2 separate regions of the Homo sapiens genome follow, and region 2 is linked to region 1. Evidence: chromatin loops called from intact Hi-C (ENCODE). Cell type or tissue: MCF 10A. All regions are shown on one strand. Links, peaks and the distances in the headings refer to the core of each region. The heading gives the core; the rest is flanking DNA.

Region 1 (17,115 bases), core at 8,884-11,383:
AAACAAAGAACAGGAAGAACACAGAACTAAAACTTTTTGAAGATGAATTTATCATCTCTGACATGTGTCTAGTCTCTGTTAGCTGGAGTTGGACTGTACAAATCGACACTGAACTTGATTGGCTAACTTGAAAGGGGCAGGGGTGTGATTACACTGGTGGACAATGGGAGGGGTGATTTACAGAATGATTAGCAGATGTGGGCTCTGTAGATAAGGAATGATAGGAAAGTTGTTTACTGAAACTAAAACGGGGAGGCATAAAGGATAAGGAATGTAGTTTGGCTTTGGGAGTAGGGAACAAAGAGCAAGGACGCTAAACAAGCCAAACTTTTAAAGAGGAACTCTTTTTATATCTGACAACTAAGATCAAAGCAGAACTGAAGGAGATAGAGACAGGAAAAACCTTTCAAAAATCAATGAGTACAGGAGCTGGTTATTTGAAAAGATCAGCAAATAGATAGATTGCTAGCCAGACTAATGAAGAAGAAAAAAGAGAAGAAGCAAATAGACACAATAAAAAATGATAAAGGGGATATCACCACTGATCCCACAGAAATAGACTACCATCAGAGAATACTATAAACACCTCTACACAAATAAACTAGAAAATTTAGAAGAAATGGATAAGTTCCTGGACATATACACCCTCCCAAGTCTAAACCAGGAAGAAGTTGAATCCCTGAATAGACCAATAACAAGTTCTGAAATTGAGGCAGTAACTAATAGCCTAGCAACCAAAAAAAGCCCAGGATCAGACAGATTCACAGCCGAATTCTACCAGAGATATGAAGAGGAGATGGTACCATTCCTTCTGAAACTATTCCAAACAACAGAAAAAGAGGGACACCTCCCTAACTCATTTTATGAGGCCAGCATCATCCTGATACCAAAACCTGGAAGACACACAACAACAAAAAAGAACATTTCAGGCCAATATCCCTGATGAACATTAATGTGAAAATCCTCAAGAAAATACTGGCAAACCAAATCCAGCAGTACCTCAAAAAGCTTATCCACCACGATCAAGTCGGCTTCATCCCTGGGATGCAACCCTGGTTCAACATACACAAATCAATAAACTTAATCTATCACATAAAGAGAACCAATGACAAAAACCTCATGAGTATCTCGATAGATGCAGAAAAGTCCCTCGATAAAATTCAACACCTCTTCATGCTAAAAATTCTCAATAAACTAGGTATTGATGGAACGTATCTCAAAATAATAATAACTATTTATGACAAACTCACAGCCAATATCATATGGAATGGGCAAAACCTGGAAGCATTCCCTTTGAAAGCCAGTACAAGACAAAGATGCCCTCTCTCACCGCTCTTACTCAACATAGTATTGGAAGTTCTGGCCGGGGCACTCAGGCAAGAGAAAGAAATAAAGTTTATTCAAATAGGAAGAGAGGAAGTCAAATTGTCTCTGTTTGCAGATGACATGATTTTATATTTAAAAAACCAGTCTTCTCAGCCCCAAATCTCCTTAAGCTGATAAGCAACTTCAGCAAAGTCTCAGGATACAAAAATCACAAGCATTCCTATACACCAATAACAGACAAACAGAGAGCAAAATCATGAGTGAACTCCCATTCACAATTGCGACAAAGAGAATAAAATACCTAGGAATAAAACTCACAAGGGATGTGAGGGACCTCTTCAAGGAGATCTAGAAACAACTGCTCAAGGAAATAAAAGAGGACACAAACAAATGGAAAAACATTTCATGCTCATGGATAGGAAGAATCAATATTGAAAAATGGCCATACTGCCCAATTTATAGATTCAATGCTATCCCAATTAAGCTACCATTGACTTTCTTCACAAAATTAGAAAAAACAAACTACTTTAAACTTCACATGGAACCAAAAAACAGCCCATATAGCCAAGGCAATCCTAAGCAAAAAGAGCAAAGCTGGAGGCATCACGCTACCTGACTTCCAACTATACTATGAGGCTACAGTAACCAAAACAGCATGGTACAGGTAGCAAAACAGATATATAGACCAATGGAACAGAACAGAGGCCTCAGAAATAACAGCACACATCTAAAATCATCTGATCTTTGACAAACCTGACAAATATAAGCAATGGGGAAAGGATTTCCTATTTAATAAATCATGTTGGGAAAACTGACTAGCCATGTGCAGAAAACAGAAACTGGACCTCTTCTTTACACCTAATGCAAAAATTAACTCAAGATGGATTAAAGACTTAAACATAAGACCTAAAACCATAAAAACCCTAGAAGAAAACCCAGGCAATACCATTCAGGACATAGGTATGGGCAAAGACTTCATGACTAAAACACCAAAAGCAATGGCAACAAAAGCCAAAATTGACAAATGGGATCTAATTAAACTAAAGAGTTTCTGCAAAGCAAAAGAAACAATCATCAGAGTGAACAGGCAACCTACAGAATGGGAGAAAATTTTTGCAATATATCCATCTGACAGAAGGCTAATATCTAGGATCTACAAAGAACTTAAACAAATGTACAAGAAAAAAACAATCCCATCAAAAAGTGGACGAAGGATATTAACAGGCACTTCTCAAAAGAAGACATTTACTCAGCCAACAAACATATGAAAAAAAGCCCATCATCACTGGTCAGTTAGAATGGTGATCATTAAAAAGTCAGGAAATAACAGATGCTGGAGAAATAAAAACTCTTTTATACTGTTGTTGGGAGTGTAAATTAGTTCAACCATTGTGGAAGGTGGTGTGGCAATTCCTCAAGGATCTAGAACCAGAAATACCGTTTGACCCAGTATAAATCATTCTACATAAAGACGCTTTCACACGTTTGTCACGGCACTATTCACAATGGAAAAGACTTGGAACCCACCCAAATGCCTATCAATGATAGACTGTATAAAGAAAATGTGGCACATATACACCATGGAATACTATGCAGACATAAAAAAGGATGTGTTCATGTCCTTTGCAGAGACATGGATGAAGCTGGAAACCATCATTCTCAGCAAACTAACACAGGAACAGAAAACCAAACACCACATGTTCTCACTCATAAGTGGAAGTTGAGCAATGATAACACATGGACACAGGGAAGGGAACATCACATACCGGGGTCTGTCAGGGGGTGGGAGGCTAGGGGAGGGATAGCATTAGGAGAAATACCTAATGTAGATGATGGGTTGATGGGTGCAGCAAACCAACATGCCATGTGCATACCTATGTAACAAACCTGCATGTTCTGCACATATATCCCAGAACTTAAAGTATAAAAAAATAAATAAATAAACAGTATGGAAAGGTAGGGGTAGAAAGTAACTTCATAGTGGAGAAATCTAACAATCATTACCCCAGTCAGGTGTTTAAGATCAATATCAGCAGTCATAAATTATGTTGGTAGTATGTATCCTTGTCATAATGTGACAAAAATGGCACTTTAACTCTGTTATCTTCTTTCCCAAACCCCATAACCCTGGTCTAATTATGAGTAAAAACATCAGATAAATTCTATTAAGGGGATACCCTGCAAAATACCTGACCAGTATTATTCAAAACTGTCAAGATCATCAAAAATAAGAAAAATCTGAGAAACTGTCACAGCCAAGGGAACTTAAGGAGAGATGACAACTAGAGCAATTTGGTATTCTGGATGGGTTGCTAGAACAGAAACGTGCTGGGGAAAAGATAAGGATATTTGATTAACATATGGACTTTAGTTAGTAACAATGTATCAATTTTGGTATATTAACGATAAGTGCACCATACTAACGTAACATGTTAATAGGGAAACTGGGTGTGAGGTGTATGAGAAGTCTCTGTACATTCTTCTCTATTTTTTTTTAAATCTAAAACTATTTTAAATAATGGGGTCAATTTTTTTAAAAGAAGATGTTTCTATTAGAAAGCCAGGATTATGGGCTTATCAAGCAGATGTTTACAGCAAATTCTCTGCTGAACTATGGGGGGAGGAGATCTGCAAATGGTGTTTTATAAATCTCTGTTTTCTAATTTTAAGAAAGCTGGATTTTTCCAAAAGGAAAAAGATTTTGCATGGTATATAGAAGTTGGTGCATGGATTCATCCCTACATTAAATCTGTTATCACCCAGAACCAGACAGCATTTTTGAGTAAAAATTTAGATATTTGATTCCTCCTGCAATTCATGTACTTTATTTGCCTTTTGCTTTTCTTTTTTTTAAAAAAAAAATTACATACGCTACTATTTAGCTATGGCTTGCTGTGGTATATAGTCATATAGTCATATAGTCATTTATCTGTCTAACACCCTTCCCTTCTGAAAGCAACAATTTCCTCCTTCTGGGAGTTACACTTGTCCGTTTCCACCACCCAAACCATATGGTTCCATTAATATTTGCCATGCTATTACATTTTCTTATTCCTGACCCCAGACTGGTTTTGGGTCCACCAAATCTATGATGGTCTCCTACAATTCCCAACTCAAATGGATTGGTCCAAAAGGTGTCCCTTGTTTCATGCTAAAACTATCAGAGCTAGTCTCAAGCTATTTAAGCCTGGACCATAAAGAGAAGTAGTCACACTATTTTGATTGAAAAACTCTTAAGGTTTAAAACCCAGGACAGTTCATTGTTCATGCATCATGCTATGCAGAGAAGATTGGGTCACACTGAGAGAAAATAAAGCTGTCTAAGGAGTGTAGCCACAATGAGAAATACCTGGTGGTGCTCAGCTCACCAGCTCTAGCTGTTTCTGAGAACTAATGCAAGCCTGCCCTTGTCATCTCAGATTGTTCCACATATTCTAGAATAAATAAACTGATGATCCAAATTTGTCAGAGCTGGTTTCTAATCCTAGCACCCAACGAAAGTCTAAAGTACTAAGTTTAGGCAATACCCTAGGCTGCCATTTTTTAAGACAGGAACTTGCTGAATTTAGAGCCCTCTCTCTCAAGGGCTTCAGCAGGCCCCCAACCTCAGCCTGCTTCCTGAACTGTGTGATGCAGAGTACACTCTGTATTTTATACTCAAAGTATAGCAGGATAGTATATTTCAAAGAATCAAATGGAAATAAATGAATCTCTGAAAAACGTGTTCAAAAATGCGATAAGGATTAGAAGTTTAGTTTCAAGATTCTTCAAAATCATGTATCTATATAAATATATATATATATTTGTGAATTCAAATGGTTTATGGTATGATTTACAAGATATATGAGATCTCTACTGACTAAAAATCAAATGTATGTTAACACTTGCAAAGTGTTGTGAGAAAAAAAGGTTATGTATCTCACTAGTGATTTTAATGAAACTTAAAGCATAATAACATTTATTACTTAATTATTATATGGCTACCCACAATGGTGTATATTGCAGCTGTGATCTGCTACAGACAAAACCAGATAATTCTCTAGATTGTTTTTGATGGAGTATCTGTCCCTGCATTTGTGAATGTTTGCTGATAAGATCTCGCTTTCCTTCCTGACTGGAAGGGCACTGGTGGCTGAGAACAGGAAGGAAGCAAGTGTTCTCTTCTTTTATTTTTCTGTGTTGCATGATCATTACACTTTTCCTTCCACCTTTAAATCCAAAGAAGAAGTCGTCTTTAAAAAAATAAAGGTGACTTACTTCTTTCTTTTCTTTTTTTTTTTTTTCCTTTTTGGCGATAGATCTTTAAACAACGTTGAAACAGGAAAAGTCTCACTCTCCTATTGAAATCTGATTCCTTTAGAGTGTAAGAGTGATGGCTTATCACTTAGAGTCACTTTTCTGTGAAACTTTTTGAATCAGATAACTCCCTAAACTGCGGAATAATGAACTGGGAAAGAGGACTAACTCGAATGTCAGACACTTCTTTTGTCCTCTGTTTTGGCTGTCTGCTATCTCACAGAAAACCTGGTTAGGAAATTGATGTAAATAATGTATTTTTTAAAGGAAACAAAGATGAAAATTCTGAAAATGTGTTTCCTTTTTAAAAGAAGAACTAGAGCAGAGGGAAAGATAAATCAGGAATTAAAAGTTGCATTAAAGAAATAATAGAAAAATGCCTAAATAATTATTGGTTCTGACTGAGAAAGAATAGCTGTGCGAAAGATGTGGAAAGTAAAATTGCACATGGAAATGGACTTTAATACATACTTCGCCATATTGATCAGCGTTTACCCATGTCTCTCAATTACTGTCCTTTTTATTTATATTTTCAAAGTTGAAATATGACCTGTTTGCTTGAATATTAATAAATATATGCACTGAATGTGTTTGCCCATAATTCTGAATACTACATATACATTTTAAGTATGACTCATTGAGTATGCACAGAGAAATGTATGTGTATACACATAAAATGGCATAGAAATTTGCATATGAGGTACACATATGATGTTTACTAGTCTGTAAATGAGTGCATATTAACACTTTATTTATTAGATATGTATGGGTTCTGTATTTCAGAGATGATTTACACAATGAAGAAAGTACATGCACTTTGGGCTTCTGTATGCCTGCTGCTTAATCTTGCCCCTGCCCCTCTTAATGCTGATTCTGAGGAAGATGAAGAACACACAATTATCACAGGTAAAATATTAGAAGCAATTATCTTTTTAAGCTAGTTAAAGCTCTCAATTTTAATCTAAAAAATCTACCATAGTTTTCCATTGTGGAGGGAAATTAGTTGTTATTGAAGTGATATTTTTCTTTGGAAATTTATTATACCTAATGTATGTGTGTGTGTGTGTGTGTGTGTGTGTGTGTGTGTGTGTACATGCACATGTGTGTTTTAAACAGTCCGAAACCAAGTAACTTTAGCTGAAACACTTCTCTCTTTTTTTTCAGCATACAATATTAAACACTGGAGTAGCTCCGGGCTATTGCAAGGAGCAAAATGTTGTAAAAACAACTCCCTATGACATTTGATGCTACCCTTTGGCTAGGAAAAGTGTGAGGAGGAAAGGGAACTTCAGACATCTGAGGTTTCAGCTATTCTCTCTTTCTTCCCCATATTTCCAAAATCAAAACTTCCCAGTTGAGACTAATATAAAAATCTAGTCAACCAGGACACCAAAGGATCTAGTAATATAAGTTAGATCTAATCCCATAAAACTCTGTGTCTAAAAATGAGAATATTAACAATAAAAAATAGAGCAAGGAGAAGACTGTATGGTGATGGTTATTGTGGATATATACCTTTCTTAAAGTAACATTTTGTGGCAAATTAGTAAATTGTTGACAGAAATCTCAAGCATTGGTATTAATGAGAGAATATTAACAAAATGATAGCTTATTTTTGTATAGTGGTTTAAGATGTAAAAAAGATTTCCATAAATGCATTCTTATTTGATAGCTTTAATAGCTTTTTAAAATGACTGTGTTCAGTGTACTTTAATAAAGTTTGAATAAATACATCTTCTGGGCCTGAATCTGTGGAAGGTGCTAGAGAAACAGGTATGGCTGAGATGAGGTGCTCAAGAATCTCACTGTTTCCTAGGGGAGTGTGAAGGGTGGACAGTTTATTTCCGTATAAAGTAGTACACAAAGTGACAGAAGCATGGAGAGTGCTGCTGTTGATGGGAAGAGGAAGGAGATTCAATCAAGCTTGGCTCTCTGAGGGCTCCACAAGGGGAAGTCATGTTATAAAAATTTCCTAGAGATGAAGCATTATTTAGTAAAAACCCTAATGTACCTTTTTGAAAATAAGAATTTGAACATTATGAGTTTCAATCCCTCATTCGGCTTTTTTCTCAAAAGGTGGTGGGTTAAAATTCTAACATTCTGGAGGTTACAGAAACAAGGAAGGTGGAGGATAAAATAAGTCTTAACAGGGAAAAAACAGGCAATCTCACTTGTGGGAAGTGAGAAGCAAATAGATCCAAGTGTTCCCTGTATTTGTCCCAGTCCAATTTTCCTCAACTGGACTGAGAAAATGAATATTGGTTAACCAGGAAGTTCCTGAAATTGTGGCTGCTGCCACTGTCAATCAATAATCCAGAATTAAGTTATCAGTAATTAAGCCAGAATTTAAAATTACTATAAGGTAGCTTCCAAACCTAGGTGGTAACAAAGAATTTTGATATTTAAGCTAGACTTAAAGACCTCTTCACCAACTAGTTGCAGTTTTATCTAGTTTTATTTTGTTTTTGTTTAAAATTAATTTTTATAATAACCTTATCTCACATCTGAAAAAATTCTATTTAGGAGATACAATTTATCACATGATGCTAAGATCATAACATCATTTTATAGAAGTATATTATTTAATTGAAATAAGGTACTCTTATTAATAGAAAAATACATCAAATTTTATTGCTTCTCTCACAAGCAAATAGTAGATGATTTTTTTAACAGTCAAATCAGCAGGGAGGATAATCTAGAATTAACGTCTAGATAAGGCAAAAATGATAATAAAAAGAGTAGTGATAAGCTTTTTAAAACAATTCCATTGGGCTAGGAGAGAGAAAATTAAGAGTGAACATTTAGTGAAAGGCAAGTATCTTTTGTAGGATTTAGAATCAGACAGACCTGAGTTTGCAGGTGTAGTTTGCCACCTAGTACCTTTGTGAGACTGAATAAGTTAAACTTTCTGACTACCAGTGTCCTAAGCTGTAAATGAATAATGTAAATAACTAATTTCCTATGATTTTTATATAAAAAGTGGAAAAGCATCTGGCACATTTTCTGACACAGAGAAGGCAAAAGGTACATGTGTTTGTTCTTCCCTGCCAGAAAATAAAATAAAATAAAATAAAATCCTTTAATTAGAGTCTAGCAGCATGTGGATTCTTAGATGGTAAGTTACCTGAAAGCCCTAGATTTGCAAATAAGTTCCAAGAGGATGAGTATTCTTACAGTCAAGGGCATGATATGTTTTCAGGCAGCAAATATTATAGTAAGCTTCTATCCAACATCCCAGGACATGGGGCGGGGGGAGGGAAGGGGAAGGCAGGATTGTAACCTTTAGACTATGAGACATAAAATTCATGACATCAAAGGCAAATGATTCAATATAAACCATAATTCTATTTATATGACTGGATCAGATTAAATTCCTTTTAGATTGCCCTCTATGTGTTTTGCTTTCTCATGGCCGCTGGCAGATAATTATTACCTCTGTAAACATTTCCTTCAAGTCTCAATTTCAAGTCTCAGGAAAGTTATCGCTGACCCCTTCAGGCTAATTTAGGTATCCTACTGTTCACTCGCACAGCACCCAGGACTTTCTGAATGTTTATGTAAGTCCTTAGTGTCTATATGCTCCATGAACGAGGGGTTGCTGTCATCTAATTTACTGTCATATCTGTAGTGACAGCACAGTGCTTGACGCATGGTCAATACCCAATTATTAACATTCAAAAGGGTTTATTCAAAATAAGAAATGAAAACCGAGGCAGATTTCCATCCCTTTTGGGTGAAGTGGCATGGCACTGTGGGTCACACAGCACACCTGGCCATTGCTTGAGTCCAGGGATGCTGTGCTTAGGTGTGGGCTGCAAGATCACTGCACAAAGAATATTCTAATACAGGATTTCTATAAGAAATACATTAAAGTGTGAATAAAGACAAATAATCACCTAATAATTAACAAAATATAATTCATAAAAGTTAATACTTAGTGTTTCTCCTAGAAAATTTCTATAAAATTATCACCTACTTCCATTATTGAAACCATTTTTAGTTTCATAAAGGTGAATGTTTGAAAAAAAATGTTGTTGATTGAGTGGAAATTATATAATTAAAACCGTATGCTTGATCCAAATGCTACTTTAGGAATCTCAGTCACATGTCTGTGACAATATCATGTAGTTATTAAGAATGTGTGAGATAGCTGTTGTAAAACCATATGAGGATCAATTTTAAACCCATCATTTATGGTATGAATTTAAGTTATTTACTTAATTTCTGAAAGCTATTTTATAATTTATAAAATGAAGATAATAATGCCTAACTCAGTAGGTGGTTATGATCATTAAAGGGTACAATTACAAAAATGTCAAGGGTATTGTAATTACTCAGTGAGCAACATTAGCTATTGTTGCTAGGTACAACTACTACAGCGAGTTTATCAGCTTTTGCCTTTGTGGTGCACTGCCACCACCTGCTGGCAAAATTACTCAATAGCAGATTGAACTAGAGGTGATTATATCTTTAATGCAGAAAATGGAAAAAAGATTTAGCTTGATAATAAATACTATCAAATATATTAAGAATAAAAAGTAGAAAAATCATCAATTAGTATCTGATAAAATTATTGATTTATGAAAAATGATTTTTCTGAATATACATGGCAATGCAGGTATTAGGTAAAGTTCCCTGTGTTCTGCAGATACAGATCTTTATTCAAGTTTTCTATCTGAAACACTACCTCAATAACTTGTCTCTAAAGTTCTAAAGTCATGTTAACTTGGGAATGAATAACATCACATTATATGAGAATTTCTACAGCAATTTGAGATAATGGTATATAGCTGTAAAATTAAAAATGCCAGAATATTTTTATTCCTGCTTTGTTATGTGAATTCTGGGGTCCCATATTTAAGGAGCTGATAGGTCACATTTTTATTGGTTTCAAAACAAACATGTCTAGAGTTCAGAAACTCACGATACGTAATTTGATGATACTTACTGTGGGCCTGCTGTAAGTCAGACACACCACTTAGGGTCTTCACACCAAATTTTCTGGTTTCTCATAAAAACTCAAAATGTCAGCTTGGCATTCTAAAATCCTTAAGTAAAGACAAAAAGATATAAACAGCATTTACAATTATTCATAAATGTGCCACTCAGAAAAAAAAATTCAATGATTTTTAAAACTGACAATTATAACTTCAGTGATAGAGAAAATGTGTTTTAACAAGTCATTTTGGTTCATACATTTTTCGATTTTTAGAAAGTATTTTTAGCAATCCTCAATTATATTTGTTATGAATTTCTATTAAAAAGTACTTGTGTATCTAATTTAAGAAAAATGGAAAATTTTACCATGAAGTGCTCATATTTATAGGTACCAGAAACTCTCTATATGCCTGAGAGACCTTCTAAAGCAAATTATCGTATTTTAGATATGTTCATCAACATGAAATGTTAGATAAAGGATTTGAAAAAAAAAAGAAATGACATTTAAACTTGTCAATGTTCACCAATATTTCTTAACTCACTTTGATACAATTATTTGTATATATACTATAGATATTTATTGGATTTAGTGACACTGTTATTGGTTTAAAATTATTTTAAAAATCATGTTGGTAAACACAAACATTATATTTTGTCAATTGAATATAACTCCAGAAAAATTTGAAGACACACAAATGCATATGTGCATAAAACTCAACTTTAGTTAAAGATTTGATCAACATTCTTACTTGCTAATTAGCTATTTTATGACAATTGTGTTTGGTGCTGAAACTATCCCCGTATCATAATAATTCTCTGTCATATGTTATTCTAAGTTAACAAATTCTGGACCTGAAAAACATACTCTTCTATCAGTTCTGTCAGCTCAATTTATTTCAATTGAAAAAAATAATCAATTAACTTATCAAATAGATCAAAATAATGAGATGGTATTATGTAAATTTAACTAGTATTTTTAAAAATTGAAAGCAGTGTTAGTAGTTGAGATAAAATTTACGTGTTCAAAAATAATTAGTGTCACATGAATCAAACAGCATGAAAATGCCAACTTATGTATAGAAAGCTGTATCTTTAATCCTTCCAAGATTGTAAAGGCTACTTACAATTTTATGACTCATATAAAAAATTAACAATATCATTTCAATCATTTTGTTACAAAAAGTTTTAACATTACTAAAATAAGACTAATACTTGCTATTAATTCAAAATTGATTATTAGAATAATAATATATTATGGGTGGAGTGCAATTAATAAAATTATCTAATTTAACTTTTATTACACACATATTTTCTGTTTCAAAAAATTCACATTTTGAAATTACAGGAAATTTAAAACTGATTTCTTTTGAGACAATCATACTCCAAAAACTTATCCTGTATTTTATGCTTTAAAAATATTTTATGTGAAAATATTAAAGTCTCATTCTTTTTTTGTTGTTGTTCAAAGTAAACTATTTTAGAATGCATGAAAACACTTTTTTTCAAGATATTTATACTCATCTGTTTAATTCAATATAATACTGCTGCCCTCTAGAGGCAAAATTGGTTTCGGTCATTTATAGGTTTCAATATTCCCCATAAGAGATTAATAAATCAATTGCCAAAGACATAGAAAATACATAGACTCAATATGCAGAAAATATTCAAGAAGTATTATATGGCATTTTTGTCATTATTCTTTTGGTTGCACCACCCACAATTTTCAGTGTCTATCTTTACTGGTAAACAAATAGACTTTACTTAACATTAGGCTTCTATTAATTTTATTGGACTTGAAAAAAATAAAATGTTTAAAAAATCTAGTTGAGTTTCCCCTATTTCTATGTCCATTCCCAGGATAGAAAATTCTGTTATGAAAATTAGGAGTTAAATATTTAAAGAAAAAATATATAACGTGAAGTCAAAAGAATTGCCTCATTCTATTTAAAACATAGAAAGCATTATTTACATTATTTCAACATTATTAAAACCCAAGCATGGTATGGTAAGTTAAAATAAAAAGCACCATGAAGTATATTTTTCAGAACATCAAACACATAAATTTTTATAATTAGGGAAAATGGTTTAATATAGTGTTATATACATATGTGTGTGTATATATATATGTGAATGTGAATATGCTGTTGCTTTTAAAGGGTTGTTTTATGTGTAAAAAGTGACACAAGTGTGGGTTAGGGAGAGAAATTCAAAGAACTGTCCATTAGCTGAGTTAAAAGAGGTCTATTGTGGACACATCCACTTGAATGAAGTTGCCTTACAACTACTACTCAATTCCCTCCCAGTTCGGTTGGTACGATTTAAGCAATACCTCCCTAACAAGAGTCTAGAAGTTGTGTTTCATTTGGTGAATTTATTAACTTTATCTACCATTTTGATAACTGAATAACTTTTTATAGTTTCTTAGTATGTTTTATTGTACTTTTCCTTAAAATCAGGACATATTAAAAAGGAAATAAAGAACATTATTACAGTGTTGATGGAGATTACATGTTATATCTTTTATTTTTACTTTATAGATACGGAGTTGCCACCACTGAAACTTATGCATTCATTTTGTGCATTCAAGGCGGATGATGGCCCATGTAAAGCAATCATGAAAAGATTTTTCTTCAATATTTTCACTCGACAGTGCGAAGAATTTATATATGGGGGATGTGAAGGAAATCAGAATCGATTTGAAAGTCTGGAAGAGTGCAAAAAAATGTGTACAAGAGGTAGGTTTCTGGGAACCCTTATTACTCAAGACCCTTTAGGGCTATTGAGTCTAATTATGGATTTGATAATTTAGGGAGAAAAGTAATTTCATGCTGTTTTAATATTTCCAAGGAATCTTTTATTTCCACATTTTTAGACTTTCAGGGAATCCTAAAAACATTTAAGGAAAATGATAATTCTGAATTGTACCATGAAATACCCACATTTATAGGTACCAGAAACTCTCTATATGCCCGAGAGACATTTTAAAGCAAATTATCAAATTTTAGGTACGGTCAACTTGCATGTTCAACTATCATTTTTCATTTTCTTCATATCAGTGAATTATAAAATATGAGGCCCCATTTATTGTCTTATACTCTTATCCATAATAAAGACAGAAGAAAAAAACCTCAACTCATGTTCAAAGAATTGTGAAGTATTTTTAAAATAAAGTGGGTGTAATTCGGCCTCCCAGACTTGTAATCTCAGTTGGCAGAAGAAAAACTGTTAGTCACATTGACTTAGTCTTTCCTTTGTCAACACAATGGTCTCATCGCTATACTCTCTCAAGATCATGAATCTGGAAATTGAAGCTCTATGGCTCTTAATTACAAAATTGTAAGCTGCATAAAATAGTAGAACTATATATGAAATTTAAGATTTTTTTATTATTGGAACCTTAAAATACTACAGGAAATAAAAATAGAATACCATAGAAAAGAAAAATCATCCCTGATGACCCTTGTGGACTTTACTAAACCCAATGTTTTATATTAATATTACTAAGTTATAAATTTCAAAAGTACGTCATATTATATTAAACTTTTACTCTGCATTAATCCTACTAAAATTTAACATTTTTGCAAATTTTGCTAATTACTTTATTGTATGGGATTTTATATCTTCTCACTAAGATAAATTACAAATAATTACTGACCAAAATTTTGAATGTTTTTTTTTTAATGTCAGGCTATTCTTCCAAATTGTAAGTTACTCAAGGGATAGAATAAGTTGAGTTGCTTTTATTTCCCTAGTTTCTAGACCAATATTCTACCATAGCATGTTCGTAGAGCTGGTTGGATACAATTGAGGTGATACAGAAATGATATCTCTGGTTAGTAACACTAGATGTCTTGTTTTTTGCAAATCAGGCAGCTCTGCATTCTCACTCTGTTACTGCTTTCTAAATAGCTTTTACTAAACAGCCTTGGCATCATGGTGCTCTTGGCCTGTGGGAAAACTTCCATGTGGTGAAAAGAGTGAACTTCTCTCCTCTGTGGCTCTGTAAGATGTTTAGTTGTATGCTCCCAAGCTGAAAGAAGAGAATAGACACGAATATATTTCTTTAACCTCACAGCACTGATTTCTCTGTTTCCTCTCCATAGATGCCCTAGGAATGTTACTAACACAGTTTAGGCAGCTCAGTGGTCCTCAGTGGTGCTTTTGGTTTTTGTGATTGCTTGGTCTTTTCCCATTCATCACAGATTTCTATACCCCATTTTCTTCCATACATATTGGGCCAAGTATCCTTTTGTGTTGAGTTGAAAATCATTCTTAGTTGTCAGTACCTTGGCTAGAAGCCTGGTTGCCTCATTCTTTGTAATCCCCACTCTTTCATTTAGCAGGCTATTTATTTTCATCAACTGGCCTCTTTCCTGAAATATATACCTGTTCTTTTTATATATGTGTATAGTTCAAGTCTTATGGTTTATCATTGTGCAAAACTTACTCTTTTCTTTAAAGGTTAGGGAAATGTAATCATTTTGCTCATCAGTGATAGCCTTGCTTATCATCATTTAAAATATCATTTCTGGCTAGCATGTAAATGTAACTCTCTTACCCCCATCTCCTCATTATCTATCAAAATTCACTTGAGGCTGGGTGCAGTGGCTCACACCTGTAATCCCAGCACTTTGGGAGGCTGAGGTGGGTGGATCACCTAAGGTCAGGAATTTTAGACCAGCCTCACCAATATGGTGAAACTCCGTCCCTACTAAAAATACAAAAATTAGCTGGGTATGGTGGCATGTGCCTGTAGTCCCAGCTACTCAGGAGGCTGAGACAGGAGAATTGCTTAAAACCAGGAGCCAGACGTTGCAGTGAGCCAAGATTGCACCACTGCACTCTAGCTGTGCAACAGAGGAAGACTCCATGAAAAAAAAAGAAAAGTCACTTGCAATTATTGTATGAATGTCTGAGTGTTTTATACAGCAGACTACTGATAAGGATATAACTGGTATATGGAAAAAATATGGCTAGACTTTTAAAAACGCACCTAAGGAGAGAATTTAATCGGCAGCCATGATGGATAAATAGAACAAGACTTTCTCTCCCCAACATAAAGAACTATAAAACTGGACAAAATGTAAAAAACTACTGTTTGCAAGCATTGAACAAAAGGCAGTGCAGGATTGTGACCTCTGGGAGAAGGTAAATACATAAGATGAGCCCTGCAGTCTCCCCTGCTTCCTGTGTGAAGGCATTCAGAACCACCATTACATGAAAGAAACCCAAGTACAGCATGGTGGTCTCTCTGAAAAGAGGAGATGGCTATTAGAGATTAGAAAGCAGAAGTGGTTGTGGTTTTTCTAACAATGTGTGTTATATGGTTTCACTCTGTGTCCCTACCCAAATATCATCTTGTAGCTCCCATAATTCCCATATGTTGTGGGAGGGACTGGTGGGAAATGATTGAATCATGGGGGATGGGGCGGGGGGGAAGGTGGTCTTTCCCATGCTATTATCGTGGTAGTGAATGGGTCTCACATGATCTTATGGTTTTAACAAACAGGAGTTTCTCTGCATAAGCTCTCTCTTTGCCTGCCGCTATCCATGTAAGATGTGACTTGCTCACAGTAAATTGGTACCAGTAGAATGGGGTGTTGCTGGAAAGATACCTGAAAATGTGGAAGTGACTTTGGAACTGGGTAACAGGCAGAGGTTGCAACAGTTTGGAGGGCTCAGAAGAAGACAGGAAAATGTTGGAAAGTTTGGAACTTCCAAGAGACTTGTTGAAAGGCTTTGACAAAAATGCTGATAGTGATATGAACGATAAGGTCCAGCCTGAGGTGGTCTCAGATAGAGATGAGGAACTTTTTGGGAAGTTGAGCAAAGCTGACTCTCATTATGTTTTAGCAAAGAGACTGGCAGCATTTTGCCCCTGCCCTAGAGATTCGTGGAATGTTGAACTTGAAGAAATGATGTAGAGTAATTGACAGAATAAATTTCTAAGCACCAAAGCATTCAAGGGGGGTTTAGGTGCTGTTAAAGGCATTCAGTTTCAAAAGAGAAACAGAGCATAAAAGTATGGAAAATTTGCAGCTTGACAATGCAAGTGAAAAGAAAATTACATTCTCTGAGGAAAAATTCAAGCCAGCTGCAGAAATTTGCATAAGTAACAAGGATCTGAATGTTAATCACCAGGAAAATGGGGAAAATATCTCTAGGGCATGTGAGACATTTGTGCCAGCTCTTCCCATCACAGGCCTGGAGGCTTAGGAGGAAAAAGTGGTTTCCTGGACCCGGCCCAGGGTCCTCATGCTGTGTGCAGTCTAGGGACTTCGTGCCCTGTGTCCCAGCCACTCCAGCCATGATTGAAAGGGGTCAACGTAGAGCTAGGGCCAGAGCTTCAGAGGGTGCAAGCCTCGAGCCTTGGCAACTTCCACATGGTATTGAGCCTGAGAGTATACCGAAGTCAAGAATTGAGGTTTGGGAACCTACATCTAGATTTCAGAAGATGTATGGAAATGCCTGGATGCGCAGATAAAAGTTTGCTGCATGGGTGGGGCTCTCATGGAGAACCTCTGCTAGAGCAGTGCAGAAGGGAAATGTAGAGTC
Region 2 (17,115 bases), core at 8,726-11,225, 880 kb before region 1:
AGCCAAATCATACTGAATGGGGAAGAGTTTAAAGCATTTCCCCTGAGAACCTCAATGAGAAAAGGATGCCCATTTTCAGCACTTCTATTCAATATAGTACTGGAAGTCCTAACCAGAGCAATAAGGCAAGATAAACAAATAATGGGCATCCAAATTGGAAAACAGGAAGTCAAACCATCACTATTCACTGATGATGTAATTGTATACATAGAAAACCATGAAGACTTCTCCAAAAGACTCCTAGATTTGATAAACAAATTCAGTAAAGTCTCAGGTTACAAAATCAGTTTACACAAATCAGTAGCACTGCTATATGCCAACAACAACCACATTGAGAATCAAATCAAGAACTCAGTCTCTTTTACAATAGCTGCAAAAATTAAAATAAAATACCTAGGAATATACTTAACCAAGGATGTGAAAGATCTCTACAAAGAGAACTAAAAAACACTGCTGAAAGAAATCATACATGACCCCAACAAATGGAAACACATTCCATGCTCATGGATTGGAAGAATAAATAATGTGAAAATGACCATACTGTCCAAGGCAATTTACAGATTCAATGCAATTCCATCAAAATAGCAACATCATTTTCACAGAATTAGAAAAAAAATCCTGAAATTCATATGAAATGAAAAAAAGTGCTCAAACAGCCAAAGCAATCCTAAGCAAAAGAACAAATCTAGAGGCATTACATTTTCAATTATATTATATGTTTACAGTTACCAAAACAGCATGGTACTGGCATAAAAGTAAACACATAGACCAATGGACCATAATAGAGAAGACAGAAATAGAGTCAAATACTTATAACCAACTGATCTTTGACAAAGCATATATAAACATAACTTGGGGAAAGGACACCCTACTTAATAAATGGTTCTGGGAAAACTGGATAGCTACATGTAGAAGAGTGAAACTGGATCCCTATCTCTCATCTTATTTTAAAAAAACAACTCAAGATGGGTCAAATCCTTAAATCTAAGACCTGAAACCATAAAAAACCTAGAAGATAACCCAGGAAAAACTCTTCTGAACTTCAGCCTAGGCAAAGAATTTATGACTAAGACCACAAAAGCAAATGCAACAAAAACAAATATAAATAAATGGGACCTAATTAAACTAAGAATCTTCCATACAGCAAAAGAAATAATCAACAGAATAAACAGACAACACATAGAATGGGAGAAAATATTTGCAAACTATGCATCCGACAATGGACAAATATCCAAAATCCACAAGGTACTTAAATAAATCAGCAAGAAAAAAACAAATAATCCCATCTAAAAGTGGACAAATGACATAAATAGATATTTCTCAAAAGCAGATAAACAAATACCCAACAAACATTTGAAAAAATGCTCAACATCACTAATCATCAGGACGATGCCAATTAAAACCACAATGAGATGCCCTGCAAGAATAGCTATTATTAAAAAGTCAAAAGACAATAATAGATTTGGCGTGGAAGTGGCAAAAACAGAGCACATACACTGCTGATGGGAATGTAAATCAGTACAATATCTATGGAATACAGCATGAACATTTCTTAAGGAACTAAAAGTAGATCTAACATTTGATCCAGCCATTCCACTACTGGGTATCTACCCAAAGTAGAAGAAGTCATAACAAAAAGACACCTGCATGCGTATGTTTTTTGCAGCACAATTCACAAAGGCAAAGATATGGAAGCAACTTAAGTGCCCATGGACCAATGAGTAAAGAAAACGTGCTATATGTACACCATGAAATGCTACTCAGCCATTTAAAAAAAAAAAAGGATGAAATAATGTCTTTTGCAGCAACTTGGATGGAGCTCAAGGCCATTATTCCAAGTGAAATAACTCAGGAATAAAAGAAACAAATCCCACATGTTCTCGCTTGGCTAAGCTATGGGTATGCAAAGGCATACAGAGTGGTATAAGAGACTTTGGAGACTCTGGATAGCTACATCCAGAATGGGGAGGGTGGGAACTGGGTGAGGAATAAAAAACTACATATTGGGTACAATGCACACTACTCAGGTGACAAGTGTGCAAAAATCTCAGACTTCACCACTGTACAATTTATCCATGTAACTAAAAACCGCTGATACCCCAAGACCTACTGAAATTTTTTTAAAGAATTAATTCCCTTTATTTTTTAACAATTTAATATATAAGGTACCTCTAGGAGGTAAGGACACTTTTCCTATCCATTACACTAAGACTCATAATACATTTATCTCAGCTTTTAGAGAAAGAACATATATCCATTTTTGTGACTGCTGGAAAGTGTAAGGCTAAATTATATACATTGTGGTAATGAATGAAATCAGGTCTTTTATTTATATTTTTGTTTTGTTTGGTGTAAATTACTCTATTATACTTTTATTTTTAAAGGATGGAAATAATTTTTAGTAATAAATAAATGAATCCTTAATTAATCCTCAATAATATTCCTCAATTCTCAATAAGGAATTGCAATGAAATTTTAAAATGTTATGAGTGCTCTAGCAAAGGTTTGAACACAGGAAAGTGAAGCAGGAGAGAAAATTCTTCAGTGTTCAAAGCCAAACAAATTTTACCAACAATAACAAAACCCGCTTTTACTCTGTTTTCCCCATTTCTGTGCCTGTCATCAACATGCCCCTCTTGCCTAAACAAAAGGCCTGTTTCTTTAATCCCCGCTTAACTGCTTCTACTACTACCAAGTCTCATCTACCACACTTTCTTTTTTATTTACATTTTTTTCGCCCTAGACAAAGCTTCTATTGTTTCTTCCTGAATTATTTAAAAATTTAGAAACATTGCCTCTTGGGCAACCTTGATCAGACTTAATGTTTTTGGGGAAACCTAGGCTACTGGTAACTCAGTATCTGCATGCCAACATAATTATTACTCACTAGTCTTTACTTAAACATGATTCTCTTGTGCTTTCATGGTGTATTCTATTCATTTGTTTGTCATACAGGTACATCTGCTACATTATAAACTCCTCAAGGGTAGAGATTATGTCTTCATCGTTTTATTTTCCTACAGTTCCTAGCTTAGTGCCTGGCGAGCGGCAAGGGTTCAGCAAATAGTGATCAAAATGTAAGGAAAAGCCTGCAAACTAATCTGCCTTCCTTTGAGCTGCTCTCTCTTCATTAGTCTAACACACATATCACTTTTAAATTAAACTTCTTTTTGTTTTTTGTTTTTTTTGATTTTTTGAGACAGAGTTTTGGTCTGTCACCCAGGCTGGAGGGCAGTGGTGTGATCACGTCTCACTGTGACCTTCACCTCCTGGACTCAAGTGATCCTCCCACTTCAGCCTCTCAAGGAGCTGGGACTACAAGTATACACCATCCTGTCTGGCTAAGTTTTTCTACTTTTTTTTTTTTTTTTTGGTAGAGATGGGCTCTCACTATGTTTTCCAGGATGGTCTTGAACTCCTGTCCTCAAGCGATCCACCTGCCTCAGTCTCCCAAAGTGCTGGAATTACAGGCATGAGCCAATGCAGTTGGCCTAGATTAAACTTCTTAAAGGGATAGACTGGATTAAGAAAATGTGGCTTTGTAGGGACATGGATGAAATTGGAAATCATCATTCTCAGTAAACTATCGCAAGGACAAAAAAACCAAACACCGCATGTTCTCACTCATAGATGGGAATTGAACAATGAGAACACAGGGACACAGGAAGGGGAACATCACACTCTGGGGACTGTTGTGGGGTGGGGGGAGGCGGGAGGGATAGCATTAGGAGATATACCTAATGCTAAATGACGAGTTAACGGGTGCAGCACACCAGCATGGCACATGTATACATATGTAACTAACCTGCACATTGTGCACATGTACCCTAAAACTTAAAGTATAATAATAACAAAAAAATTTAAAAAAAAAACTTCTTAAAGGATAGCATGGTTCATCTGGCTCCCCTGCAATTGTTCCTCTCCATATAATAATGAGACACAAATGCCTAGTTATAAGAATCCAAATCACAGAACACACTTCCAACTACTCTGCTATATCTAATCTCTCTTTCCAATTTCCTGAACATCCCATCCCTATGGTTTGCCAGCCCAGTACCTTTGCTCCAAGTTGACTCTCCATTTAAATGTTTGCCTGTCAGTGTTCCTCTCTACCTTAAAAAGCACAACTCAAGTGGTCTTTTGTTTGTGAAAGTGTTCCTCAATTCCCAAGCTGAAAGTGTTACCATTACAAACTGCCCTATTATTTTACTTCTTTCTTGTCACTTAATACAGCCTACTTAAACATAAGAAACCAAAACGTATTTCTTATCTTGCCATATTTTATTGAAAGTTAGAGGTGACAAGGAACTATTTATGTGCCTTCCCTTCTCTAATGTTTACCATCCTCACTGCCATTGCTAATCACAGTGCTTGATAAGTATAAGTTTTCAATAAATATTAATTAGATAAATGTATACTTGATATTATTTCTAAATGGTGTATTTTTAAACAATGTGGAAGATTATACATATATAATATACACTTTTCTTTATTTTTTTTTTTAGATGGAGTCTCACTCTTATTGCCCAGGCTGGAGTGCAGTGGTGCAACCTCGGCTCACTGCAAACTCTGCTTCCTGGGTTCAAGGGGATCTCCTGCCTCAGCCTCTCAAGTAACTGGGATTACAGGCACTTGCCACCACACCCAGATAATTTTTGTATTTTTAGTAGAGACGGGGTTTCATCATGTTGGCCAGGCTGGTCTTGACCTCCTGACCTCAGTTAATCCACCGACTTGGCCTCCCAAAGTGCAGGATTACAGGCATGAGCCACCACACTCGGCCATATAACATTCACTTTTCCTCTAGGCTTAGTTATGTAAGGGAATATATTGCTGAATAGATGTGAGAAAGAAATTGCTACTGCCTGCAACCAAAATTTAAAATTTTAATTTAATTTTCATTTTTTTCAACTTAAACTGGGTTTCATTAGGAAAATTATTTGAATGAGAAAACACTAATCAGTGATTCAATATTTTCAAAACTGGCTAATGAAAACTTTAACTTGTTACTACCTTCTACCGGTAAACTCAGCAATAACAATAAAAAGCCTTTAAAAGATCACAGTCATTGAGCCAGTGATACCAATTCTAGTAATGCTACTAATGCAAACCAAGTGATGTACATATCAATTTATCTATAAGAATATTGACTGAATAATAAATACAAAATAAAAATATTTTAAAACATATTATATATTAACAGATATAATAGAAAATACAAAACACTAATTCATATTCTCAAAGAACAGAAGAAAACAAATTTGTTACACAATAATAAAGAAAATCAACAAAGTATATATATAATTGATATGGTTTGGCTGTATCCCCACCCAAATTTCACCTTGAATTGTAATTCCCACAATTCCCACACATCATGGGAGAAACCTTGTGGAAGGTGATTGAACCATGGAGGTGGGTCTTTCCTACGCTGTTCTCATGATAGTGAGTGGGTTTAAAACCATCACAAGATCTGATGGTTTTAAAAATGGGAGTTTTCCTACACAAGCCCTCTTCTCTTGTCTGCTGCTGTGTGAGATGTGCCTTTCACCTTCTTCCATGGTTGTGAGGTCTCCCCAGCCACATGGAACTGTAAGTCCATTAAACTGCTTTCTTTTGTAGATTGCCCAGTCTTGGGTATGTCGTCATCAGCAGTGTGAAAACAGACTCATACAGTAAATTGGTACCAGGAGTTGGATGCTGCTGAAAAGATACCTAAAGATGTAGAAGCAACTTAGGAACTGGTTAACAGGCAGAGGCTGAAACAGTTTGGAGGGCTCAGAAGAACACAGGAGAATGTGGGAAAGTTTGGAACTCCCTAAAGACTTGTTGAATGGCTTTGACCAAAATGCTGATAATGATATGGACAATGACATCCAGGCTGAGGTGGTCTCAGACAGAGATGAGGAACTTGTTGGGAACTGGAGCCAAGGTGACTCTTGTTATGTTTTAGGAAAGAGACTGGCGGCATTTTGCTCCTGCCCTAGAGATTTGTGGAACTTTGAACTTGAGAGAGGTGATTTCGGGTATCTGGAGGAAGGAATGTCTAAGCAGCAAAGCATTCAAGATGTGACTTGGGTGCTGTTAAAGACATTCAGTTTTATAAGGGAAGCAGAGCATACAAGTTCAGAAAATTTGCAGTCTGACAATGCAATAGAAAAGAAAATCCCGTTTTCTGAGGAGAAATTCAAGCTAGCTGCATAAATTTGCATAAGTAACAAGGAGCCAAATGTTAATCATCAAGATAATGGGGAAAAATGTCTCCAGGGCATGCCAGAGGTCTTCATGGCAACCCCGGAGGTTTAGGAGGAAAAAATGATTTCCTGGCCCAGGGTCCCTCTGCTTTACGAAGTCTAGGGACTTGATGGGCCTGCATCCCAGCTGCTCCAGCCATGACTAAAAGTGGCCAAGGCATGGCTTGGCTGTTGCTTTAGAGGGTGCAAGCCCCAAGTCTTGGCAGCTTCCACATGGTATTGAGCCTGTGGATGCCCAGAAGTCAAGAATTGAGGTTTGGGAACCTCTGCCTAGATTTCAGAAGATGTATGGAAATGCCTGGATGTCCAGGCAGAAGTTTGCTGCAGGAGTAGGGTCCTCATGGAGAACCTCTCCTAGGGCAGTGTGGAAGGCAAATGTGGGGTCAGAGCCCCCACACAGAGTCCCTACTGGGGCACCACTTAGTGGAGCTGTGAGAAGAGGGCCACCATCCTCCAGACCCTAGAATGGTAGATCCACCAACAACTTGCACCCTGCACCTGGAAAAGACTCAGACACTCAATGTCAGCCCATGAAAGCAGCCAGGAGGGCAGCTATACCCTGCAAAGCCACAGAGGCGCAGCTGCCCAAGACCATGGGAACTCACCTCTTACATCAGCGTGATCTGGATGTGAGACATAGCATCAAAGGAGATCATTTTGGAGCTTTAAGATTTGACTGCCCCACTGGATTTTGGAACAGCGTGGGGCCTGTAGCCCCTTTGCATTGGCCAATTTCTCCCATTTGGAATGGCTGTATCTACCCAATTCCTGTACCCTATTTTATCTAGGAAGTAACTAACTTGCTTTTGATTTTACAAGCTCATAGGCAGAAAGGACCTGCCTTGTCTCTAATGAGACTCTGGATTGTGGACTTTTGAGTTGACGCTGAAATGAGTTAAGACTTTGGGGGATTGTTGGGAAGGCATGTTTGGTTTTGAAATGTGAGGACATGAGATTTGAGAGGGGCCAGGGATGGAATGATAAGGTTTGGCTGTGTCCCCAACCAAATCTTATCTTGATTTGTACCTCCCACAATTCCCACATGTTGTGGCAGGAACCTGGTGGGAGGTGATTGAATCATGGGGGCGAGTCTTTCCTGTGCTGTTCTCATGATAGTGAGTGGGTCTCACAAAATCTGATGGTTTTAAAAACAGGCGTTTCCCTGCACAAGCTCTCTTCTCTTGCCTGCTGCTGTGTGAGACGTGCCTTTCACCTTCCTCCATGATTATGAGACCTCCCCAGCCATGTAGAACTGTAAGTCCATTAAACGTCTTTCTCTTGTAAATTTCCCAGTCATGAGTATGTCTTTATCAGTTGCATGAAAATCAACTAAATATAATACTATCATTGTAACTTTGCTTAAAGGAAAAATCCAACAAAACAAAAATAAAATTATATAGAACAAAATGATGACAGAAGTTATTTTCAGAAAAAAGGCTCATCAGTGCTTTTAATTTTATTTTACTTTTATGAATTTTACTATTTTTTACAACAAAAGACTATATTTTTAAACATTCAACACATAATAAAAGCATTTTTATAATTTCAAGTCCTTTTTGGAAATAATGGAAAATGTATAAACAATCATTTATTCTTACCTGGGTATGCTCAAATATAGTTGAAAGAAAATGGACACTTGACTTTATATAGCTTCTATCATACAGTTGCCATCAGAATTCTTCTATCAGTTTCTCTCCTATGTATATCAGATGGAATCATAAATAACTAAAAAGAAAAATATAATTGGACTTAGAATTAATCAATAATTACATTTCTGTTTATTTTAATTTAGAAGTCCAGCATATCTTTTAAAATTCCAATTATGCTTCTTGCAAATGTTCAAGAAAGTTACCAAATAATAGGGAAATAATGATAAAATATGTAAATATTTGGAAAACATTATTACTGATACCTAGGTAATGGAAAATAGCAAGATTTGTAGATGATGTGTTAAATGTTTTAACTCACAGATATGTTACTATTAAAGCCTGGTGATAGTTCTTTAACAATATATGCCTTTCCCCCTTGAACAAGAAGTAGCCCCAACTATCTCTTTCACATATGATTTATTTGGACTAACCAAGCACATACCCTGTTCATGATGATTAAGAAGGTGAAACTGAATTTTAGAAGGCACTGATTTACTTTCATTTTCATTCTACTTTGACTCTTACGGCAAGGCATTTAGATAGCTTATCCTTCTATTCATAATCATGCTATAACTAGAAGAGATATGTTAATTGGTTAAGACTTTTCTATTTTTATTCCAACAAACAAAACAAAAATTCTTTCTGGGTAGACACAACAGCACAAATTATGTCTTCCTTTAATTATATTATTTCGAATGTACCGCTGACATAAGTTCAAATAGTACCAGAATTCACAGCATAGTATCTTTTGCCAAAACACTAAAAAGACCTGATCTTTTTGAGGGAGGGGGAAGAATGGAGAAACATATCTAAGTCTTGTGCCCTGCTTCCCGTCATAACTTTGATACAAACCCCTTGATACAGACATTGATGATGCCATATCTATATTTTTGACTTTCTTAGATAGATCTCAAATATTATTTTATCTCTTCCTCTGTGTTTCAATCTAAGCCATCTGAATACTTTGAAAGCCATCGTTTTCCAGCTTAGCCACAATATTCTTCAGAAGCCTATTGACCTATTTGTTCAATGTATTTGTTTTCTTCTGTCTCAGCCTCCCGAGTAGCTGGGAATACAACTGTGTGGCATCATGCCCGGCTAATTTTTGTATTTTTAGTAGAGAGGGGGTTTCGCCATGTTGGCCAGACTGGTCTCGAACCCCTGACCTCAGGTGATCTGCCCGCTTTGGCCTCCCAAAGTGCTGGGTGGATTACAGGTGTGAGCTACCGCGCCCAGCTTCTTTTTCATATTCTAACATGACTTTAGAGAGAAAGAAAGAATCTCAGTTTAGGTTGCCCCAGAGGCAAACACTGAGGTAATAATAACTTCAATGCGAGAAGTTTATTTGGGAGATGATCCCAGGAAATATTAGCAGGGATGAAAAGAAAGAAGTGAGACCCGGAGTGGAAGACCTCCTACCAACACAGAGATCATTATCAGGCCTGTAACACTACTGGCAACTGCAGCTTAATCTGGCTGGGGAAAATCAGACATCCACTGTGAAATACACCCCTCAGATATATCTCACTGTAAGAATGAGAGCTAGCATATTTATACACCAATCCTCATTAGTCATTAGCTGAGGGTTGCTCCCAGGGGCATTAATTCCCTGGAACTTTCAGCCTATTTGGTTGGCAAAGTGGTCTCTTGTGGCCAAAGAATCCCTTAGGTAGAGAAATGCAGGATAAGCATTAGAAATTTTGCCAGTCTGAACTACAGCACTAAAAGAGAGGTTATAGGCTGATCATCAACAGCATCTACTACAAAAAGCAACAATTTTAAATTTTGAATTAAAATATTAGCACAGTATATTTTAAGGCCATATATTTATATTTTATAATTTTAGTGAAAAATAATGTTTGCTTACTCAGTAACACTATTATTTATTAAATCGTATGTTATTTTCTTAGCATTCACTGGATCTTAGCATGTATGAATGACACAATTCATTTCACCTTGCTGTAAAATGTAAGGGTTGTATCATCACATACTTCCAGCTCTAAAAATAGATGTGTTTATCCTGGACAGGAAATTTCAAGCATGACACATAGTTAAAAGGTAAACTATAAAACCATGTCATAATTTCCACAGTCTTTTATCAGATCATGTTTTTCTTGTTTGTTGGTCTTAAATGAGAGGAGAGAAAAGGAAGAACAAAATTAGTTCTTTTTTAGGATGATATAGTTTTTCCATTTTTCTTTTGACAACTATTGATCTTATGAACAGAAATTAGAGAGAAATAATTCGAGATAAATAATTGTTATCAAAACTATTCAATACATTTCATTCCAAATTTTATAAAAGAAAATATTTTCCTTAAAATGGTCAATTCAATTTAATCAAGATAAATAATTGTTAATAAAACTCTTCAATTGATCTAATTCCAAAATTTAATAAAAGAAAATATTATCCTTGAAATGGTCAATTCAATTTAACATCCCCGTAGCCTTTATTTTTATCTTACGTTGACTGAAACCCAGTCATACTGCAGGAAATACTTTTCAAACTAGAATATTTTATGCAATGTGACAGAATAAAGAAGAGCACAAAAATACACATATCAAAAAATAAGAACTAACTTATGCCTACTTCTGCCTTTCTTCTTGCAGGAAATGACATATTTTCCAAATGGGATCTATTATTCTATGTCTGATATGATTAGATTTTTCATAGAAAGAGCACTTTGAATATTCTTGCAAAACTCAGACTGGCTTAGGGGCTGCTCTTTTGAACATATTTTTATTTTAAAATATAAAATCCTGATTTCCAATTCAAATGCTTCTTAAAATTTTAGTATGAACATAATATGCTCAATTTGATACTGTTTTGCCACCATTTATTATATATTTTCACACAATTTGAAGACGTATATGAAATTAAATGAAACCAACTATTTCTTTACTAAAACTTCCTTTATCCCCAACAGTACCATTTAAGAAAAACATTATTAATGCTGCAATATGACAAAATGCTTCAATTTGTTAATGTAACAGGTAAATCTTAAATATTCTATATGCAATAAACCAAGCAAAACAGAGAAGTCAGGCCAACTTGTATTTCTACTTGTCATCATATGAAATACAGACCACCATTATCATGATCTTAAAATATTTTCAAAATCATTATTCTCTTTTTTACCTAAGTCCAATAATTTAACAGTATTTAATCTAATTTGCAAAATGTTTTAGGAGTTTTCCTGGATATTTCTTTCTTATCCTCTATAAGCTCCTAAATTCAAAATATATAAAATAAGATCTTGGCCCTGATTTTCTTTTCTATTTTTTTCTTGTTTGTCCTGTGACTTTAAGTAAGTAAACGTTCAATCCCCACTGATTGCTCACACCTGAAATCTGGCATGATTAATCACTCTTTTTTCCCTTACCACCTACATGCAGTTAAATAAATTCAATTCTGCTTAATACAACAATCTCCAGTTTGTTTTCCCTCCCAGTTTACACTCCCCACCTATCCATCCCTAGCCAGTCGTAATTTCTCTAACAAGTAATTTGGCCACATCACCAATGCACAAAGTACACATGCCTTAGTATGCCTTTAAGACACCTTCTCAAATGTTTTCACCCCATGTTCCAAGCAAAAGGTACAAAGAAGGTGATATTAGGATGATTGTCCTAAGTAGCTTGGAGCAATCACTTCCTATGTATTCTAGTCATCTCACTAAGGAAATGACATGCAAATAGTCATACCTATACCCCTACACTCTAAGGAAAATAAAATTAGAAAAGTAATTTTCTTCATTAAACCAATATTCACTGGACAGCTATTGAATGCCCAATTGTTTAGTTACTAGTGAGAGGAAAATAAGTCTGTATACTCCTTTGCATGCATCAGTGTGATAAGGACTATGTTCAAGGCAAGGCTAGGTGCTGCAGAAAAGTCTTCCTCAAAGAGATAAGACTCATTAACCTTCAGTTCACAGAAGCTGTCCAGTGAGGATGGTGGGGAAAGCCACGGATGGCAAAGGAAACACCATAAGCAAGGGCACAGGAATAAGAACGAACACGCCATCTTCAAGGATAGGCTATTAGTTAGAATATTTTATTTTAAAATAGAATATTTATAGGAAACTCTTTTGTATAAAACTTTAGTAATAAGATGAGGCTACATCAGGAAGGCTCCTGACTGCCATGTTATAACATTTGTATTTTACCCTAAAGGTGATGGAAGTATGATTAAACAGGGAAGCAGTACAGTAAGATACGTGTTTTAGATATGTATTTAGGAAGATCATATTGCCAAGGCGGCTCTGAAGAGACATGAAAGGGAGGGGATGAGACAAGCAAATTACTTCTTGGAAATGTGTGTATATTTGTTAGATGCTAATGCAAAATAGACTCAAAGCATTCATATTTATAAGATGTAAAACTGAAAAGATCTTTATAATTTAATTTATATAGGAATAGAACCAGACAAAGATAGCTTTAATCCTGGGTTTTTCTATTCCAGGAAATCAGATAAGACCAAGAATTCATATCACCTTTTATTCTTCCAAATGCATTCTGAGTTCCATACCCTCAGCTTTCAGTATGGTAATGAAAAAAGCGATAGCGGATGAGACATGACAAACTCTTCAGAACACATAAGAATTTTAAATTTATCAATTTAAAATCAAATTCAATCCATGCTTTCCATTGCATGTGCTGTTAAACTTTCTGCAGTGCTTTGAAGCTCTCAAGGGCAGGAAATTTTTCTGATTAGAAAAAGTAGGAGAAAAATTATCAAGTCATTCACTCTTTTTGCTGAAATTAGTGGAAAACACAAGTCACTTTCCTTGAAACGTTTGGTTATTATATTTTTCAGTATATATAGTGTGAGTGTGTGTATGAACAAAACACTTAGAAAATTAGAAAATTATAAAGGAAAATAAAAATCATCTATATTAAGATAAACTAAAAGATAATATTTAGACACCTTCTACCCAGTCTTTTTCTAAAACTGAAATTGTACTATACATATGCAATAATTCAGCTATTTCACCCTCCAAACCTCATGTTGAAATGTGATCCCCAATGTTAAACGTGGGACTTAGTGAGAGGTATTTGGGTCATGGGGGCAGATCCCTCATGAATGGCTTGGTGCCATCCTGGTGGTAATGAGTGAGTTCTTGCTCTGTTAGTCCCTTGTAAGAGCTGTTTGTTAAAAAGAGCCTGGCACCTCCCTCCCCTCTCTCTTTTGCCTCTTCTCTTGCCATACCATCTCTGCTCATGCAGGCTCCACTTCAATTTCTGCCACGAGTTTAAACAGCCTAAAGTCCTCACCAGAAGCAGATGGTGGCACCATGTGTCGTATATAGCTTGCAGAACCATGAGCCAAATAAACGTCTTTTCTTTATAAATTACCTAGCCTCAGGTATTCCTTTATAGCAATACAAAGACAACGTACAATTTCATTTCCTACCTTTTGTCACCTACAGTGCAATCATATTCTTATATCATTAAATAAGTCTTCAAATAAATACTATTGGCGTAACATGCCACCTTATAATTTTTTTTGCCCATTGTAATGTTCCACATTTAAGATTTTTTCTTTTTTTTTTTTTTTTCTATATAGAGACACTGTGATGAGTAGAATTGAAGCAAAGTAGCGTAGTGACTAAAATGACTGTAGCTGGCCTGGAAAGTGTTATAAGCCTGATTCCAAAACTATGTTGCCTTGACAGGATATGCCTTAGTCTCCTCATCCATATAATCTAACACACTGTTGCTTTGAGAAATAAACGATTACAAAGTTTGTGAAACACTTAAAGTATTGAATGATATATTCTATGTATATATTTTATCTGTTATATAAATCACTGCTTAAACATCTGACTATTGAGACAAGGGAGAATGGAAATTACCGGATCAAAGTCTGTATATAATTACAATACTTTGTCTGGAAAATAGGGCAAATTACACTCCCAGAGAAGTGAAAAAGTATGCAAACCTCACCCCAATCTTCCTATACTGTTCATATATATCAGGGTTTTAAAAATTTATTTTAATTCAATAGGAAAATTGAATTACAATAGGAAAATTGGCGTATATATTGTTTTTGATTTGCATTTCTTTTACGTAGCATTAGCTTTTGCCCAGTTAGCTTTCTGCACAATTTTTTCTTATTGATAAATTTCCTATTCTCGATTTTTATTGTGCCATTTACATAACTAAGAACTAAGGGGAGAAGATAATTTCTAGCTCAATCCCTAATCGAAAGTTTGGGTATTCATTCTTATCTGAGCCAATGAAGTGATAAGCACATTGCTAACCAATTGGTAGGGGTGCAGAATCACTGACTGGCTTAAGACAATCAGGCAGTATTCCTGGAGATACAAATATGGCCAATTCTCCTAAGTCATACAGCTTCCACACGTGATGAAAGGTGAGTTCCACTGAGAAAAATCTTGTCTATTATAAACATAGTGGTAGGTAAATTTAGAAATAAATGCTAACTGCATATTAATGTGAACTTAGACATAAATGAGATAATCTATACACAGCACTAATCATATAGCCCGACACATAAAAACTCAGCAATATACAGTAATTATTATTTCCGTTGGTGTGTTTAAAAGTTCCATATCTTTCACACTGTAAATAAAACCATAGTACATATCTTTGTACATAAATATTTGTTGTGCTCATCTCAAATTCTTTCTTTTTTTTTTTTTGAGATGGAGTCTCGCTCTGTTGCCCAGGATGGAGTGCAGTGGTGCAATCTCGGCTCACCACAACCTCCGCCTCCCAGGTTCAAGCAATTCTCCTGCCTCAGCCTCCCAAGTAGCTGGGACTACAGGCATGTGCCACCACGCCCAGCTAATTTTTGTATTTTTAGTAGAGATGGGCTTTCACTATGTTGGGCAGGCTGGTCTCGAAATCCTGACCTCATGATCTGTCAGCCTCAACTTCCAAAAGTGCTGGGATTACAGGCATGAGCCACTGCGCCCGGCCCAAATTATTTATTTCTTGTGGCTTCATAAAAGTGAAATTCCTGTCAAAAAGTATTTGATCTTTTTAGTATTTTAATGCACATCATCAGGTTATTTTCTGGAAAGATATGTCAACATAGACTTCCACCAATAGCATATGACAATGCTGAATTTAAACCACACTTCCCAGCAATTATCTTTTTAATCTTTGACAATTTGGCAAATTTTATCCCTTTTTCTAAAATGTGTACTTCTTTAACTGCAAGTGAAGTATAAGTTTATATGTTTATTGAATGCTTATTTTATAACTTTTATTTTCCTTTTGGTGTGCTTTTTAATTTCATGGCATTTCAATGAGGTTTTCTGAGGTTTTCATAAAAACCTTATGGCTTATGGCCTTTGAACGTTTTATTCTTTTAACTTGGTTGCTCTTCTTACAGGTAACCAACTGTTCACTCAATTCCATCATTAGATTAGGAAAGGTTGCCTTACAGTTTATTTTCCCTTAATGTCATTATTATATATTTTGTCCATAAAATAACGTAATTTAAATTGCTAAATCTTACGTTAAGACCTTAGCTATGAATTGATACAAAGGCATTAAAGCAAGTAAGTCATTATCACAGGTGTTTTTAAAAGTGTATTTAATTAATGATTAAAATTGTATTTGTCTAGTGTGTTTTATAGATTTAATTACATTTAATTTTGGGGATTAATCATCTTTGCATTTAGTTTATCATTTAACACTAGGAATACAGTTAACCCTTAAACAACACAGGTTGGACTGCATGGGTCGGTCCACCTCCAGGTAGATTTTTTTTTTAATAAATACACTTGGCCCTCCATACCCACAGGGTTTGCATCTGAAATCAAACTCAAATGGAAAGTACTGGTATTCACAGAATGTAAAACGTGGATATGGAGGGCTGGCTTTTCATATATACGGGTTCCGCATGGCTACTGCAGCCTTACTTGAGTATGCACAGATTTTGGTATCTGCTGGTGGCCCTGGAATCAATCCCCTGAGGATACAGGGGAGTGAACATATCTGTAAAACCCTGCGAATATGGATTTCAGCACCAAGATCAATAGAAACAGAATTTTTTCCAAATATTCCCCATATTTTAAGCCCCTGCCTTCCTTCTTTCATTTAGAAGATGAAATTGTGATTCTCTATTCTTTACTATAGTATTTTAATACATTAGAAATATTCAGATGATTAAAGAAAATATTTATACAACATCTATTCTAAAAGCCACTATTAATTTTTAAGACTACCTGTTACTCCTAAAAGCTGTAAAACTATGTAAATACATTTCAGTATTAATGAAAAGAGAGCAAGTCTTCATTAAGAGTTCTTATTAAGCACTTTTGTAAACAGTCACACAATGGAAGCTGCTGGAATGAAGGAAATCAGGAAACTGTGGTTGATTTCCTAACGAAAAGTTGGGCCAGAAAGCATTCATTAACTTGGATTACATAAAAAGTCATTAGTTTAATTTTTCCAGTCCTGTGGAGTTTAATTTTGTTCATGTTAATATCCATAGAGTGTGCAATATATTTAAAGGCAAATTTCAGTGAGCTATTATTCAGTCTTCCAATTTCCCACAGTTGCAGGATGCAGCGGTCGGGAGCTTTACTAATACTTGTCTGTATTCTACATTAATTGTAGTATCACCATAATTGGATATAATTTCACTCAAATTATACATACACTGCTCGGTAAAATCTGGAATACCTTCTGTACCAATATAATCAAGCACAAAAACATATACAAATTTGTCTGCTGTTAGCCATATAATAATAATTGTTTCACAGATGAGGAAACAGTCTCAGAGATGCAGACATCACCAATATTTTATATGATGATTGGTTATGCCTGAAGGCCCTTCTTCAGCAATCGAACATTTTCAATATCAATGTTTTGTGATTGTTCTTTATGTTATTCTAATACCAAATGTTATTTTACCATTTAAACTGTTGCTCTTTTGCTCAGTAGCATTTTCACATAACAGTGTGCATTTCACCCTGCACCCTGCATTTAACTTGTTTATACATACACTATGCTTTCCTGTCACCACCCAACACCCTCCCCTCCACCAAAATATTCTGGTAATAGCACCCTGAATTTCCTTTGCAGACTTTTTTTTTTTTTCCTCTTTCCTGGTAGTTATGTTTGGCTAAGGGTGACCCTAGCTGTAGTTCCAGGACTGGTCAATGGCAGTACCATGATCCTAATAGTAATTATTCACTTATGAGTGGGAATGTGGAATAAGTTAAAATAAAGAAA

Evidence for each region. Hi-C counts contacts between places; a loop is a spot of excess contacts. Peaks named below come from ENCODE experiments on the same cell type or tissue, not always from the same donor. Only the 100,000 strongest peaks of a DNase experiment are listed, where the experiment ranks them.
Region 2: a loop joins it to region 1, with 6 times the contacts of the local background. A loop is called at or near these places in 3 of 110 quality-filtered maps.

What each region holds. Positions count from the first base shown.
Region 1 is chr2:187,493,061-187,510,175 of GRCh38, reverse strand. TFPI (tissue factor pathway inhibitor) reads left to right here. Exons shown (of 8, transcript NM_006287.6): 2 at 6,406-6,528; 3 at 13,098-13,295. The coding sequence starts at 6,408. CALCRL-AS1 (CALCRL and TFPI antisense RNA 1) reads right to left here. Exons shown (of 6, transcript NR_187179.1): 3 at 10,571-10,670. Among named protein-coding and RNA genes, the nearest start is that of TFPI, 53 kb to the left of the region's middle. In MCF 10A, for the core only: CTCF peaks have their summits at 9,109 (motif pointing left) and 10,040 (motif pointing left); DNase peaks (open chromatin) are centred at 9,105 and 10,015.
Region 2 is chr2:188,374,624-188,391,738 of GRCh38, reverse strand. It overlaps GULP1 (GULP PTB domain containing engulfment adaptor 1), which reads right to left. Exons shown (of 12, transcript NM_016315.4): 2 at 7,850-7,976. Among named protein-coding and RNA genes, the nearest start is that of MIR561, 86 kb to the right of the region's middle. In MCF 10A, for the core only: no CTCF peak of the experiment used is centred there; a DNase peak (open chromatin) is centred at 9,928.